Linked DNA regions of Homo sapiens: region 2 is linked to region 1. Evidence: chromatin loops called from intact Hi-C (ENCODE). Cell type or tissue: K562. All regions are shown on one strand. Each heading gives the region's core, and the rest is flanking DNA. Links, peaks and the distances in the headings are about the cores only. Region 1 has its middle 23 kb from the start of MIR589. Region 2 overlaps TNRC18 (trinucleotide repeat containing 18).

Evidence for each region. A loop is a pair of places that touch in the nucleus more often than their neighbours do. Peaks named below come from ENCODE experiments on the same cell type or tissue, not always from the same donor. Only the 100,000 strongest peaks of a DNase experiment are listed, where the experiment ranks them.
Region 2: it touches region 1 in a loop (7-fold over the local background); 89 of 110 quality-filtered maps call a loop at or near these places.

The regions. Positions count from the first base shown.
Region 1 is chr7:5,469,752-5,475,122 of GRCh38, reverse strand. It overlaps a transcript of FBXL18 not described here. Among named protein-coding and RNA genes, the nearest start is that of MIR589, 23 kb to the left of the region's middle. In K562, for the core only: a CTCF peak has its summit at 2,301; a DNase peak (open chromatin) is centred at 2,332.
Region 2 is chr7:5,363,912-5,369,282 of GRCh38, reverse strand. All of the region lies in intron 11 of TNRC18 (trinucleotide repeat containing 18), which reads left to right. Among named protein-coding and RNA genes, the nearest start is that of TNRC18-AS1, 53 kb to the left of the region's middle. In K562, for the core only: a CTCF peak has its summit at 3,075 (motif pointing left); a DNase peak (open chromatin) is centred at 3,092.

The sequences.
Region 1 (5,371 bases), core at 285-5,284:
GGTCTCGAACTCCTGACCTCAAGTGATCCACCCGCCTCGGCCTCCCAAAGTGCTGGGATGACAGGCGTGAGCCACCAGGCCTGGACCATCTTAACCATTTTAAAGTGCATAATTTGGCCAGGCGCGGTGGCTCACGCCTGTCATCCCAGCACTTTGGGAGGCCGAGGCGGGCGGATCACGAGGTCAGGAGATCAAGACCACCCTGGCGAACACGGTGAAACCCCGTCTCTACTGAAAATACAAAAATATTAGCTGGGCGTGGTGGCGGGCGCCTGTAGTCCCAGCTGCTCGGGAGGCTGAGGCAGGAGAATGGCCTGAACCCGGGAGGCGGAGCTTGCAGTGAGCCGAGATCGCGCCACTGCACTCCAGCCTGGGTGACAGAGCGAGACTCTGTCTCAAATAAATAAATAAATAAATAAATAAATAAATAAATAAAAAATAAAGTGCATAATTTGCCAGCGGAGGATTTTTTTGAAGAAAAAAAAGTAAAATAAAGTGCATAGTTCAAGCTGGGGGCGGTGGCTCATGCTTGTAATCCCAGCACTTTGGGAGATCGAGGCAGAAACAACACTTGTGCCCAGGAGTTTGAGAGCAGCCTGGGCAACGTAGTCAGACCTTGTCTCTACAAAAAGTACAAATATTAGCCGGGCATGGCGGCACACACCTGTCTGTGGTCCCAGCTACTTAGGGGGAGGCTGAGGCAGAAGGATCGCTTGAGCCTGGGAGGTCACTGTTGCAGTGAGCCGTGATTGCACCACTGCACTCCAGCCTGGGTGACAGAGCGAGACCCTGTCTCAGAAAAAAAAAAAAAACGAACTGCACAGTTCGGTGGCATTAAGCACATCACAGTGTTGTGCAGCCATCATCACCATCCGCTTCTAGAACTTTCTCATCTTTCCCAACTGAAACTCTGTCCCCATTAAACATTCACTCCCCAGCCCCCTCCCTCAGCCCCAGGCACCCACCATTCTACTTCCTGTCCCTATGAGTTTGACTCCTCTGGGTGCCCCATAGAAGTGGAATCTGGGCCAGGCACAATGGCTCACGCCTGTAATCCCAGCAGTTGGAGAGGCCAAGGCTGGTGGATCACCTGAGGTCAGGAGTTTGAGACCAGCCTGACCAACATGGTGAAACCCCATCTCTACAAAAAGTACAAAAATTAGCCGGGCATGGTGTGGCGCACGCCTGTAGTCCCAGCTACTTAGGAGGCTGAGGGAGGAGAATCACTTGAACCTGGGAGGTGGGGGCTGCAGTGAGCCAAGGCCGCACTATTACCCTCCAGCAGCCTGGGCAACAGAGTGAGACTCCACCTAAAAAAAGAGTGAAATCTGCAGTGCATGTGCTTTTTTTTTTTTTTTTTTTGAGATGGAGTCCCATTCTGTCGCCCAGGCTGGAGTGCAGTGGCACAATCTCGGCTCACTGCAACCTCTGCCTCCCGAGTTCAAGCAATTCTCCTGCCTCAGCCTCCTGAGTAGCTGGGTAAGAGGCATGTGCCACCATGCCCAGCTGTTTTTTGTATTTTTAGTAGAGACGGGGTTTCACCATGTTGGCCAGGCTGGTCTCGAACTCCTGACCTCAGGTGATCCACCCACCTTGGCCTCCCAAAGTGTTGGGATTACAGGCATGAACCACCGCACCCGGCACTTGTGCTCTTGAGGCTGGTGTATTTGCAGTGTCAGTTTGGGGCAGAGACCTCCTTTACCTGTCCTGGGCTCTGGGAAGAGGCTCGGCCCAAATGTGGCAGGAGGTGGGAGGAGGCACCAGGATCCGGATGGGGACAGGGCTGCCGGCAGAGGGTGGGCTCCAGGGCTGCTGCAGAACGGAGCGGCCAGGGTGGGGCCCCTCACATGAGCCAGGGACTCAGCAATGCCTCCTTCTGGCTTGGTTCTTGAGGTGATGGTGTTTCTCTGGCAGAAATGGCGACATAGGGCCAGGAGCCTCCCATCCTGCCCAACATTGTCTGAGCCGTTGCCTGCAGCTTGACATGTACACACCGTCCCCTGGTGATGTCTTGTGTCTGGCTGGAGGGAAATCAGCGGTCGGTGCTGGGGAATTGGGCAGTGGGTGGGGGCTGATACTCTGTGCTGCCGACGCCAATGGCTGCAGCAGGGGAGAGAGGATGGGAATGTGTGCAGCGAGGAAGCCCAGGAGCCCTTCCTTCAGAGGAACATGTGAGACTGTCATTACAGTGACAGGCAAGCGGGGGAGAGGAGCGCCAAGGCTGAGCAATAGCCAGAAACATTCTGTCTTGTACATAACAAGGCACTCCCAAGTTCAGGGTCCAGAACGGCCACTGTGGGGTGCTCACGGCTTCTCCAGGGCAGGTATTTGCACAGGGGATGGCACTACGAGTTATCTGTTCCATGGTGTCTGGAGCCTCCACCACAGTGACTCAGCAGTTGGGGACTGAAGTCTCCTGGAAGCATCTTCACTCGCAGGTCTGGTGGTCAATGCTGGTGTTGACCTGGACCTCAGTGGGGCCTGTGGCCAGAACACCTCCATGTGGCCTCGTGTGGCCTCTCCATGAGACCTCTCCATGTGGCCTTGTCACGTGGCCTCTCCATGTGGCCCCTCCATGTGGTCTCTCCATGTGGTCTAAGTGGCCTCTCCATGTGGTCTCTCTACATAGGCTAGTTGGGCTTCCTCACAGCGTGGCAGCTGGGTCCCAAGAGCAAGCGTCTCCAGAAAACCAGAAGGACGGGCCCTGGCTTTGGCTGTCACATGGCATCACTTCCACACCCTGTTGACCAAGGCAGTCCCAGAAGCTGCCACAGTCAAGAGACGGGGCACAGACCCCCCACTTGCCAGGATGAGTGATGAGCTGTCATTGCAGAAGACCTCTTGGGGTGGGAGGTCATGTTGTGGCCATTTTTAGAAAGTGCGTCTTAGTGCACTGGGCCTGTTGGTGTTGGCCTTGGCCTTGCTGAGGGGCGTGCTGGGGGTGTAGTGGGGGCAGCGGCTTCAGCCCAGGTCTGGGGGAACTTGTGTTTTCCCACACACCTCCTGAGCTGATGCTCCTGCTTCATTTTTGTTTTGAGATAGGGTCTTGCTCTGTCACCCAGGCTGGAGTGCAGTGGCGTCATCCTGCTTCACTGCAGCCTCGACCTCCTGGGCTTGAGTGATCTTCCTGCCCCAGCCTCCCGAGGAGGTGGGACTGTAGGTGCGCCCCACCACACCACACAGGGTCTTACTGTGTTGCCCAGGCTGGTCTCAAACTCCTGGGCTCAAGAAATCCTCCCGCCTCAGCCTCCCAAAATGCTGGGATTACAGGCGTGAGCCACCGCGCCTGGCCATGATGCCCCTGTTTTGTGGGGGGCACTACGCCAGGGAGGCCAGAACATGCGAAGAGCCCTGAAAAGGTCAGGGGTCTGTACCTGGAGTCGACTGAGTGTGTGAAGCCGCCTGGCCTTTGTCCATGTGGCGAGCCTTTAAAGTAAAAATGAAAAGCACTTTGGGAGGCCGAGGAGGGCAGATCATGAGGTCAGGAGATCGAGACCATCCTGGCTAACACGGTGAAGCCCCGTCTCTACTAAAAATACAAAAAATTAGCCGGGCGTGATGGCGGGCTCCTGTAGTCCCAGCACTTTGGGAGGCCGAGGCAGGCGGATCACGAGGTCAGGAGATTGAGACCATCCTGGCTAACATGGTGAAGCCCCGTCTCTACTAAAAATACAAAAAATTAACTGGGTGTGGTGGCGGGCGCCTGTAGTCCCAGCTACTTGGGAGGCTGAGGCAGGAGAATGGCGTGAACCCGGGAGGCGGAGGTTGTAGTGAGCCGAGATCGCGCCACTGCACTCCAGCCTGGGCGACAGAGCGAAAAAGCCCCGGCCCGTGTGTTCCGAGGGTTTGCACTGGAAGCCTCGGGAGTCGTGGCTGGAGGAGGGCGGAAGAGCCAGCTCGAGAGGCTTTGGCTGCCCCCAGGAGCCCTGCACAGCGGCTGATTTATTGCGGGCGTTGAACTTGCAGGATAGTGGAGATGGCGTGACGGAATCCTAGCTTCGGAGCCATGGTTTGCCGTGACCCTTGCTTTGCAGATGAAGTCGGGGCGCCCGGGGGTCAGCTGCCTGCTTAAGGCCACGCAGCTAGTGGTGGTTAGCGTGTCGCACAGTCACAGAGCCCGGGTGAGATGCTGCACGCTGGGCCTCTGCTCTGCACGGATGAGGGAGGGGAGTCCCTACTCAGATACCATTGGCAAGGACACAGGGACGCCTCTGCGTGGCTGGAGCAGCCTGGGAACCCGGCCAGCCTTTCTCAGCCACCGCCATCTCCAGGCCTTGGGTGAAGGAGGAGAGCTCCCAGCCGGCCGCGCTGGGAGAGCAAAGGATGTCACCTGTGTCCCTTCACAGGTGCCGGGGGCCACTCTGCTGTGTTCCAAGCTCAGGAAGTGGACATCTCCCCCCCGGGAAGGGGACATCTCCCCCCCGGGAAGGGGAGGGGGCAGCCTCTGGGCCGGGGGTCGGAGAAGCCTCTGCGGAAGGGGCCTGGGGGTCTCCCCTTCCTTTTGTGTGTTGTGTCTTGTGTCTGCCTGCCCTGTGGAAGGCTGGCCGTGGTGACACTCAGGAGCCGGGAATGGTGACTTGCTGGCCAGGCCCTTCCTGCGGTTTCTCTGGGCAGCTCAGAACTGCGGGTTTCCCAGAGTTCCTGGCTCTCGGGTTTCGTGGCAGCTCAGGCTCCCGCGGGCACGGGTGTCTTGGGAACTCTGATGTGGAGGGTCCAGGAGCTGGGGCAGCTGCCCGGGCCTGCGCTGGGTACCCGCCTTGGGGGCAGGGTGGAGGGGTGGATGTGTGAGGGGTAGGGAGGGGCACGCCTTGGTCACGGGGCCCCTGAGGGTGGCGCTGTGTCCCCTGCCATGATGCCAGACCCCTGCTGTCCCTCTGGGGATCGGCCTCTGTGTGCCAGGCCCCCTCGGCCAGCATGCAGCTGAGCCTTGCAGAGCCTGGGGAAGATGATGGCTGGCAGGGGAGGTGCCCCAGCGTCACTGCCCGAGGCTGATCTCTAGCCCCTGCTGGGAAGGCACACGCTCCATCAGTCCCTCACCCACGCCCGCAGACTGGCACACGCACACGCATGTGCACTCACTCGTCCAACGGCCCCACGCCCACGCCCGTTCATACCCGTACACTTCAGACACTCTGACAATCACATGCCACATCCCACACTCTGACATTCACACACGGACGTTTACTCGCACACTCCGCATTCACACACACCACACCCACACACATGCCCTCGCACACACACCTGCACACTCACACTCAGGCTCATAAACCCTCTCCCGTGTCACACCCATATCACACACACACAGTTCCAGCAGTGCTCACACTTCCACATGTCCACAAACACCGCCTGAGTCCACACCTCCACCCCAGCC
Region 2 (5,371 bases), core at 286-5,285, 110 kb after region 1:
CCGCCCTCCCGGGTTCAAGTGATTCTCCTACTTCAGCCTCCCAGGTAGCTGGGATTACAGGCATGTGCCACCATGCCTGGCTAATTGTTGTATTTTTAGTAGAGATGGGGTTTTGCCATGTTGGCCAGGCTGGTCTCGAACTCCCGACCTCAAGTGACCCGCCTGCCTTGGCCTCCCAAAGTGCTGGGATTACAGGTGTGAGCCACCGCTCCCAGCCTCGGTTCATGCTTTTTGCGGGCATCAAACTGAGTTCTGGGACATGGGCTGCGCTGATCATTACCTGTCCTTTGATCTGGGATGTGTTGCCTCTGGGGTGTAGGGAAGGGGGAGGGTAGTTCTCAAAGAGAATGGGATGCCTTCAGCAGAAAGGGCACTGAATGCTGGGCCAGACACAGAATGACTGATGTTCAGCATGGAAAACTGGGCCTAGAACTGGTTTGGAGGAAGGGCCGGGGCAACACCCGTTGAAGAGATGATATCCCTGCCAGTGTTTTAGTATATTTCCTCTAGAACACACATACACATATTTACTTCTCAAATTAAGATCTTTTTGTAAATAGTGTTCTGTAACCTGCCCTGCCCTTTTCACTTAAATTTTTTTTTTTTTTTTTTTTTTTTGAGACAGAGTCTCACTCTGTCACCCAGGCTGGAGTGCAGTGGTGCCATCTCGGCTCACTGCAACTTCCGCCTCCCAGGTTCAAGCGATTTTTCCTGCCTCAGCCTCCTGAGTACCTGGGATTACAGGCACGCACCACCATGCCTGGCTATCTTTTTGTATTTTTAGTGGAGATGGGGTTTCACCATGTTGGCCAGGCTGGTCTCGTACTCCTGACCTCAAGTGATCCACCCGCCTTGGCCACCCAAAGTGCTGGGATTACAGGCGTGAGCCACCGCGCCCGGACACTTTACTTAAAATGTTCTTTATTAAACATTTTTCAAAGCTGTGGGTTTTTTAATTTTTTTTTTTTTTTTACAAAAAGTAGAGATGGGGTTTCGCCATGTTGGCCAGGCTGGTCGCGAACTCTTGAACTCAAGTGATTTTCCCACCTTGGACTCCCAAATTGCTGGGATTACAAGCGTGAGCACCCGGCTTAAAGCTGTGGTTTTTAAAAAATCATTGTTTTAGGGACTGCCCAACTTTCTGCCTGGTGGTGGCCCTGGCCCTTGATGACCCAGTCTTAGATGGTCAGGCATTTTCGTCTGCTTTAAAACAAAGTTGTTTTTTTTTTTTCTCCGTTGCAAATAACATGATGGTTATCCTTGAAGAAAAAAAAACTTTGTCCGTATCTCTGATTTGCCTGGGATTGTATGCCCAGAGGTAGAACTGTTGGGTCCAAACAAGGCCACATTTTTCAAGGCTTTGTGACTGTCATGGTCAGATGGCCCTCAAGGAAGCCTGGAGAAGCCACGCTGCCATTGGCCTGTGTGAGCAACGCCCCCCTCCCCACTGGGAGGCACTTGTCCTAAAGTTCATTGCTGCTTTTCTCTCACGAAAATAGTTCAATAGAAACTTTTTTTTTTTTTTGGGTAGAAGAAAATCAAAATTCCCTTGGTTGGCCAGGCACGGTGGCACACGCCTGTAATCCCAGCATTTTGGGAGGCCGAGGCGGGCAGATCATCTGAGGTCAGGAGTTCGAGACCAGCCTGGCCAACATGGTGAAACCCCATCTCTACTAAAAATACAAAAATTAGCTGGGCGTGGTGGCGGGCACCTGTAATCCCAGCTACTCGGGAGGCTGAGGCAGGAAAATCACTTGAACCTGGGAGGCGGAGGTTGCAGTGAGCCGAGATGGTACCACTGCCCTCCAGCCTGGGCAACAAGAGTGGAACTCCATCTCAAAAAAAAAACAAAAAACAAAAAACATTCCCTTGGTCTTCCCACCTGGTACTGGTTTTGTTTTTGTTTTTAATTATTTCTGGGACAGAATCTCCCTCTGTTGCCCAGGCTGGAGTGCAGTGGTGTGATCTCCGCTCACTGCAAGCTCTGCCTCCTGGGTTCAGGTGATTCTCCTGCCTCAGCTTCCCAAGTAGCTGGGATTACAGGCACATGCTACCACATCCAGCTAATTTTTGTATTTTTAGTAGAGACGGGGTTTCCCCATGTTGGCCATGCTGGTCTTGAACTCCTGGCCTCAAGTGATCCGCCCGCCTCAGCCTCCCAAAGTGCTGGGATTACAAGTGTAAGTCACTGCACCCAGCCCAGAATTCTCCACCCTATTAGGACACCAGCCTTACGGAATGAAGGCCCACTGTCATGACTTGAACTTGACCACCTCTGCAAACGCCCTGTCTCCCACAGAGGTCACCTAATGAGGTTACTAGGGGTTAGGATTCTCGCATATTAAATTAGTGGGGACACGACTGAACCCATCACCACTGGCCTAGAGGTCACTTGGGCGTCCCTTGCCTGATCAGTTAAGAGCTTAGGGATAATAGGTTTGTGGGAGGGTGAAGGAGGTGACAGAGTTGTACCTTGGTCCCCTCTTGGAGAACAGAACAGCCCTCCATCCTTACCTGACATTGTAGACTCTTAAGTCTCGCAGGACCTCGAGGCGGGGGTATGGGGTGGGTGAGATGGTTTCAATCTAACATCAACCTTTGGGAGCTGATCAGGTTTGCGGCTTTGTGGCCTCAGTTTCCCTAAAGATATAAGAAGAGCGGCCAGCCGCGGTGGCTCACGCCTGGAATCCCAGCACTTTGGGAGGCCAAGGCAGGCGGATCACTTGAGGTCAGGAATTTGAGACCAGCCTGGCCAACATGGGGAAACCCCATCTCTACTAAAAATAAAAAAATTAGCTGGGTGTGGTGACACATACCTGTAGTCCCAGCTACTCAGGGGACTGAGGCAGAATTGCTTGAATCCAGGAGGCGAAGGTTGCATGAGCCAAGATTGGTCACTGCACTCCAGCCTGGGCGACAGAGTGAGATTCTGTCTCACAAAAAAAAAAAAAAAAAAAAAAAAAAGATATAAGAAGAGCAAAACAAGCATTCTCAACTAGGGATGATTTTGTCCCCCCAGGGGACATTGGCAACCACATTTTTGGTTGTCACAGCTTGGGGGGAGCACTACTGCCATCTAGTGGGTAAAGGCAGGGACTCAGCAAGACACCCTACAGTGAAGGCAGAGGACAAGCCCCCAGCAGAGATGCGAATGAATAGTGAAATGTGAATAGTGCCAAGGAAGAGAAGCTCCCCCTCAGCAGCATCATTAGTCATGTCTGTCTCTGGAACTTTGCACACTGCCAATAGAGAATATGGTTTTCGGCTCACCGCAGTCTCCGCCTCCCAGGTTCAAGCGACTCTCCTGCCTCAGCCTCCTGAGTAGCTGGCATTATAGGCATGCGCCACCAGGCCCGGCTAGTTTTTTGTATTTTTAGTAGAGATAGGGTTTCTCCATGTTGGTCAGGCTGGTCTCGAACTCCTGACCTCAGGTGATCCGCCCGCCTCGGCCTCCCAAAATGCTGGGATTACAGACGTGAGCCACCACACCCAGCCAAAAATTGGTATTTTAGATCACAAAGAAAATGTCAGCCGGGCATGGTGGCTCACGTCTGCAATCCCAGTACTTTGGGAGGCTGCGGCAGAAGGACTGCTTGTGCCCAGGAGTTTAAGACCCGCCCGGGCAACATGGCGAGACCCCATGTGCATTAAAAAAATGAAATGTCAATTGAAAAATTATAATAGAACTCATTTAAATTTGGTAGAGACTAAAGCAAGATCTCTGTGGTTGGAGCACCCTTCCTGGAGGGTAGGGGGAGTATTTATCAGAGAACTGCACACACCTGGTCATATTCATCACACTGGTGAGGCTCTTCCTGTCACACGTGTCCCAGCTATGTGCCCATGTGCTCCTATTACAAAAAGATAGGAGGCCGGACACGGTGGCTCACGCCTGTAATCTCAGCACTTTGGGAGGCTGAGGCGGGAGGATCACTTGAGCCCAGGAGTTCAAGACCAGCCTGGGAAACATAGCAAGACCCCATCTCTACAAAAAAATACAAAAACTAGCTGGGTGTGACGGCATGTGCCTGTGGTCCCAGCTACTCAGGAGGCTGAGGCAGGGTGATTGCTTGAGCCTGGCAGCTTGAGGCTGTGGTGACGTGTGATGGTGAACTCCAGCCAGGGTGGGGGACAGAGTGAGACCCTATCTTGAAAAGACAGGAAACAATCTAAATGCCATCAATGGGAGATGACTTAGATGAATCAAAACTCATCAATTCAAGAGTGTTCTAGGCTGCCCTTCCGCCCCCGCCCCCCCACATGATTCTGCGTAGGCTCCTTTGCACGTTTGGCCATTTAAAATTGCTGGCATTCTAGTGTTTTTGACCTTTAGAGATGGCAGTTTTTATAAGGTCCAAGCTCATAATGAGGAGGTAGATGTTTGCTTTGTGCTAATATGAGAAAAGACATTAAGCAGAAAAAAAGCAAAATGTGATACAGTATGTACTGATTGAGATCTTTTTTTTTTTTTTTTTTTTCCTGAGACAGCCTCCCTCTGTTGCCCAGGCTGGGGTACAGTGGGGCTATCATGCCTCCCCGCAACCTCTGCCTCCTGGGTTCAAGCGATTCTGGTGCCTCAGCCTCCCAAGTAGCTGGGATTACAGGTGGTCACCACCATGCCCAGCTAATTTCTGTATTTTTAGTAGAGAGGGGGTTTTACCATGTTGGCTAGGCTGGTTTCAGACTCCTGGCCTCAAGCCATCCACCCGCCTCGGCCTCCCAAAGTGCTGGGATTACAGGCATGAGCCACCGTGCCCAGCCTGAGATCGTGTGTGTGTGTGTGTGTGTGTGTGTGTGTGTGTGTGTGTGTGTGTGTGTGTTTTCTTTGAGACAGGCTCGCTCTGTTGCCCAGGCTGGAGTGCAGTGGTGTGATCATGGCTTACTGCAGTCTCAACTTCCTGGGTTCAAGTGATCTTCTTGCCTCAGCCTCCCGAGTAGCTGGGACTACAGGCACCCAGTTTACATTTATATTTTATTTAATTTTGTTTTTGAGCTGGAGTCTCGCTGTGTTGCCCAGGTTGGAGTGGCTCAATCTCAGCTCACTGCAACTTCTGCCTCCTGAGTTTAAGCAGTTCTTATGCCTCAACCCCCGAATAGCTGGGACTACAGGTGCTTGTTACCATGCCCAGCTAATTTTTGAATTTTTAGTAGAGACAGGGTTTCACCATGTTGGCCAGACTGGTCTCAAAACTGCTCACCTCAAATTATCCACCTGCCTTGGCAACCCAAAGTGTTGGGATTACAGGCGTGAGCCACTGCACCCGGCTTATTTTTATATTTTAAAGGATGCCCGTGGATGTCGTGTGCATTTGAATATGCATAATCATTTCTGGAACTGTCTACTGGAAACTGCACCCACAGTAGCCTCCCG